2 separate regions of the Homo sapiens genome follow, and region 2 is linked to region 1. A link is an interaction called in ENCODE POLR2A ChIA-PET data of the cell type or tissue named here. Cell type or tissue: CD4-positive, alpha-beta T cell. All regions are shown on one strand. Each heading gives the region's core, and the rest is flanking DNA. Links, peaks and the distances in the headings are about the cores only.

What was found. ChIA-PET counts read pairs that join two places held together with the same protein. Peaks named below come from ENCODE experiments on the same cell type or tissue, not always from the same donor. Only the 100,000 strongest peaks of a DNase experiment are listed, where the experiment ranks them.
Region 2: POLR2A ChIA-PET joins it to region 1 with 8 read pairs; 5 of 35 experiments call an interaction of 5 or more read pairs at or near these places.

The regions. Positions count from the first base shown.
Region 1 is chr10:74,181,847-74,184,663 of GRCh38, reverse strand. The region is part of intron 1 of ADK (adenosine kinase); the gene reads right to left. Among named protein-coding and RNA genes, the nearest start is that of ADK, 32 kb to the right of the region's middle. In CD4-positive, alpha-beta T cell, for the core only: no CTCF peak of the experiment used is centred there; no DNase peak of the experiment used is centred there.
Region 2 is chr10:74,327,262-74,330,078 of GRCh38, reverse strand. All of the region lies in intron 4 of ADK (adenosine kinase), which reads right to left. Among named protein-coding and RNA genes, the nearest start is that of ADK, 180 kb to the right of the region's middle. In CD4-positive, alpha-beta T cell, for the core only: no CTCF peak of the experiment used is centred there; a DNase peak (open chromatin) is centred at 1,368.

The DNA of each region.
Region 1 (2,817 bases), core at 313-2,812:
ATAATCCCAGCACTTTAGGTGGCTGAGGCGGGAGGATCACTTGACCAAGAGTTTGAGGCCAGGAGGTTCAAGACCAGCCTGGGCAACATGGCAAGACCCCATCTTTACCCACCCCCCTGACACACACACACACACACACACACACACACACACACACACACAAAATATAGCCAGGCATGGTGGTGTGTGTTTATAGTCCCAGCCTCTCTGGAGGGCTGAGGTGGGAGGATCACTTGAGCCCAGGATTTCAAGGTTACAGTGAGCCATGATTGCACTACTGCACTCCAGCTGGGCAGCAGAGCAAGACCCTGTGTCTACAAAAGAAAAAATAATAATAAATAATAATGTCAGGATAACAGGCATGATCCAGAATTGTCCTGGGCAAACTGGAACATATGGTCATCCTGTTCATAACCTAGCTTTGCCATTTAAAAAATAAAAATCTCTGCCGGGCACAGTGGCTCACACCTGTAGTCCCAGCATTTTGGGAGGCCAAGGTGGGTGGATCACCTGAGGTCAGGAGTTCAAGACCAGCCTTGCCAACATTGTGAAACCCCGTCTCTACTAAAAATACAAAAATTGGCAGGGCGTGGTGGTGGGCACCTGTAATCCCAGCTACTCGGGAGGCTGAGGCAGGGAGAATTGCTTGAATCCGGGAGGCGGAGGTTGCGGTGAGCTGAGATTGTGCCACTGCACTCCAGCCTGGGTGACAGAGCGAGACTCTGTCTCGAATAAAATAAAAATAAAATAAAATAATCTCAGACCAGAATGCCAGCTAAAAAAGTAAAAAGTAAAAAATAAAAATGTTTATTTATGTTTTATCACAGTATTTTATTTTATTAGTAGTATATTTCATGGCCAGGCGTGGTGGCTTGTGCCTATAATCCCAGCACTTTGGGAGGCCGAGGTGGGTGGGTAAGCTGAGGCTGGGTTCGAGACCAGCCTGACCAACATGGAGAAACCCCATCTCTACTAAAAATGCAAAATCAGCCAGGTGTGGTGGCACACGCTTGTAATCCCAGCTACTAGGGAGGCTGTGTCAGGTGAATTGCTTGAACCTGGGAAGTGGAGGTTGCGGTGAGCCAAGATGGCGCCACTGCACTCCAGCCTGGGCAGCAAGAGCAAAACTCCATCTCAAAAAAAAAAAAATAGTATATTTCATTACAGGATCAAGGGATCCTCCTGACTCAGCTTCTGAAGTAGCTGGGACTACAGGCACAATACCATCATACCCTGCAAATTTTCGTATTTTTTGTAGAGACGGGGTTTTATCATATTGCCCAGGCTGGCCTTGAACTCCTGGCCTCAAAGTGATCCTCCCACCTCGGCCTCCCGGAGTGCTGAGATTATAGGCATGTGCCACCGTGCCCAGCAACAGTATTTTTTAAATAACAATTTAAAACCAAGGATGTGGCTGGGCACAGCGGCTCATGCCTGTAATCCCAGCATTTTGGGAGGCCCAGCACTTTGTGAGGTCAAAGCAGGTGGATCACTTGAGCTCAGGAGTTCAAAGCCAGCCTGGACAATATGGTTAAACCCCATCTCTACAAAAAATACAAAGGTGGGACTACAGGACTACAGGTGGGACTGTAGGGACTACAAGTGGGACTACTCCCAGCTGCTCAGGAGGCTGAGGTGGTAGGATCACTTAAGCCCAGAGGTTGACGTTGCAGTGAACTGTGTTCATGCCACCACACTCCAGCAAGGGCAACAGGGCAAGACCGTGCCTCAAAAAATAAAAATAATAAAATAAAACCAAGGAGGTATGAAGAGGTAGGGAGACGTGACTGTTAACCAATATTGCAGGAAAGGGTTAACATTCAAACAGTCTAGAAAATCACTTTGGTTCAAGTTTTATCTTTGACAGTTCTGCTTAACGTAGCAATATTGTGGCTGGAAAGATTTGGAGTTAGAAAACCTTGTACGCTTTTTTCAAACAAAGGTGACCTATTCATAAATAGGAGCATTAACAGCTGACAACGTTGCACATAAAAGATTCCTGGCCGGCACGGTAGCTCATGCCTGTGAGCACTTTGGGAGGCCAAGGCAGGAGAATCACCTGAGGTCAGAAGTTCGAGGCCAGCCTGACCAATACGATGAAACCCCATCTCTACTAAAAATACAAAAATTAGCCGGGCATGGTGGCATGTGCCTGTAATTCCAGCTACTCAGGAGGCTGAGAGAGGATAATTGCTTGAACCCGGGAGGCGGAGGTTGCAGTGAGCAGATATTGTGCCATTGCACTCCAGCCTGGGCAATAAGAGTATAACTGTGTCTCAAAAATAAATAAATAAATAAATAAATAAATAAATAAAAAGATTTCTGTTTTACTTCTTCAAAATATTCCATAAATGAAACAATTTTAGTTTAAAAGCTCACTTACCTCTCTAAAAACATCCCACAGCATAAAAAAAATTGTGCAGTAATGTGAATTTACAATTCGTATTTTAAAAACACAGGTAAAAATGAGTTTGAAAACTTTAAGGCTCTAAAGAAACCAACTCAACAAAGACAGTTTCAATCTTAGCCAGATTTTAGTCTCCATATGAATGTTCTGAGTGGCTTGGCAGATTCTATTGGACATACCTCAAAAAGTTTCGAGTGTTAGAAGGAAAATACCCCACGACCCCACCCACTGCCCACATAAATTTTCCAATGTAGGCTTAACCCACAAAAGTGGGTTCCAGAATCATCATGTAGGGCACAGTGATGTCCAGAGTCCCAGAATAGTTTTAGACCAAACCTGACCTATCTGGGCAGACCAAAGAATAGGGCTCATTAGCTCTACAACAAATATTCCCCAACTCCATTTCCTAG
Region 2 (2,817 bases), core at 105-2,604, 150 kb before region 1:
CTTGCACCTCAGCTTCCTGACTAGCTGGGATGACAGGCATGTACCACCGTGCCTGGCTAATTTTTTTTTTTTTATTATTTGTAGAGACAGGGTTTTGTCATGTTGCCCAGGCTGGTCTTGAACTCCTGAGCTCAACTGATCCTCTGGCCTTGGCTTCTCAAAGTGCTGGGATTATAAGCGTGAGCCATCACATCTGGCCTATTATTCTTAAAAGAACAAAAAATTTATCTGATCTATTTAATGATACATATAATTGTTCATACATACATAAATCATATGCCATCTTCATAAAGTCATTAGTACTGCTTTTATAAAATTAAATCTAAGTTTTTCTCTTATTTTGACAGAGCTCTAATTTCTAAAATGCTCATAAATTTTCAGTTTTCTGCTACATGTATTAAAATACATGCCACCTGCAACCTACCAGCTACTCGTTCTAAAACCATAGTTTCCCAGTGGTCACCTAACATCCATCCATCCAACCAATCTTCTTCCTTATTTGAAAACTCCACTGCATAACTGCTAATTTTTATGTAGAGATTTTTAAATGAAAATTCTGGTTAATAGATAGGTGGGCAACAGTAACTACCAAGTGAAGTCTATAAGCCAAGGTGTATGGACCTCTACATAGTGGGTTGTAAATGCTTGATATGGAAAGAATTAAATAAGGAGAAAAGAATGAGACAGAGTTTGGTGACAGTCCCAAGTTCATACTTGCCCAGCTTGGCTTAATTCTACTGCACATCCTTCTTGCCCCAAATCACTGTGGTATGTTACAATCTAGACTATTTGGTTTTTTACTTTGTTATCCCAAGAATCTCAGCAGCAAAAGTACCAAAGAACACAAATACTCTAAAAACATTATTCTTTAAAAAATATGGCAGAGTGATGCTTGCAAAATGGAAGGGTAGGAATTGTTGTCTGGTTCTCCACACCCTATAGAATTTCTTTTTTTTTTTTTTTTTTTTTTTTGCCTGCACAGAAGATTAGATTTTATTTTATTTTTATTTTATTTTATTATTATTATACTTTAAGTTCTAGGGTACATGTACACAATGTGCAGGTTAGTTACATATGTATACATGTGCCATGCTGGTGTGCTGCACCCATTAACTTGTCACAATTAGTATCTTCTCAGTGGCAAGACGACTACCCTGGATCTCTTGGAACTCAGGATGGTGTCTCATTGTACCACAGAGCTGAGAAAAATCTGAGAACAGTGTATTAGTCCATTTTCACGCTGCTATAAAGAAATATCCAAGACTGAGTAATTTATAAAGAAAAGAGGTTTAACTGACTCACAGTTCTGTATGACTGGGGAGGCCTTGGAAAACTTACAATCACGCTGGAACGCAAAGGGGAAGTAAAGACCTTCTTCACATGGTGGCAGGAGAAAAAGACAGAGAGTGAAGGAGGAACTGCCAAACACTTATAAAACCATCAGATTTGTAAGAACTTACTCACTATCATGAGAACAGCATGGGGGAAACCACCCCCATGATCCAATCACCTCCCACCAGATCCCTCCCTCAACATGTGGGGATTATGGGGATTACAACTAGAGATGAGGTTTGGGTGGGGACACAGAGCCAAACCATATCAGACAGTAAGGGAAATGGTGCTTTGACTGCAACACCCTTCCCCTAAGCCCACATATGCAGAAGTCCCCTGGATGCAAGTTTTCTATGGTGGAAAAAATGAGTGGGAAGTGGCTATTCGGCCTATTGTAAGCATAGTATGTAAACCTCTTATATCTTTAATATGAAGATTAAAGATAAAACTATTAAAAATAATTATAACTACAACAATTGATAGTGGGATATGCAGTTTTAAAAGTTGTAAGTTGTAACATCAAAAATTCAAAATATGTGGCTGGACAAGTTGGCTCATGCTTATAATCCCAGCACTTCGGGAGGCCGAGGCAGGCAGATCACTTGAGGTCAGGAGTTCAAGACCAGCCTGGGCAACATGGTGAAACCCCGTCTCTACTAAAAATACAAAAATTGCCTGAGCAAGGTGGTGCACACCTGTAATCCCAGCTACTTGGGTGGCTGAGGCATGAGAATCGCTTGAACCCGGGAGGTGGAGGTTGCAGTGAGCTGAGATCATACCACTGCACTCCAGCCTGGGTGACAGAGTGAGACTGTATCTCAGAAAAAAATTCAAAATGTGAGAGAAAAAGAGGAGTTAAAGTACACAGTGTTTATTAAACATTTTTAGCAATCAAAGTTAAGTTGTTACTAGATTAAAATAACCTGATATAAGCAAATATCAATAAATCTAAAGGGAAAGATAGAGTACAAAACAATCATAGTAGACAACTTTTTTTTTTAACTTTTATTTTAGGTTCAGCGGTACATGTGCAGGTTTGTTACATGTACAGGTTGTGTCATGGGGGTTTGTTGTACAGATTATTTCATCACCCAGATACTAAGCTGAGTATGTAATATTTATTTTTTCTGATCCTCTACCTAGTAGGAAACTTCAGCACCCCACTTAAGCAACAGAAACATTATCCAGACAGAAAACCAAAAAAGAAACATTAGGTTTAAACTGCACTCTTGACCAAATAGGCCTAACAGACATTTACAGAACATTCTATCCAGCGGCTGAAGATTACACATTCTTCTCAATTGAACATGAAACATGCTTCAGGATAGAGTACATATTAAGCCACAACATAAGTCTTAACAAGTTTCAGTTCAAAATCATAGATTATATTTTCCGATCACAATGGCATAAACTAGAAGTCAATAATAAGAGGAAAATCAAAAACTCTACAAATACATGGAAATTAAACAACATGGTCAATGAAAA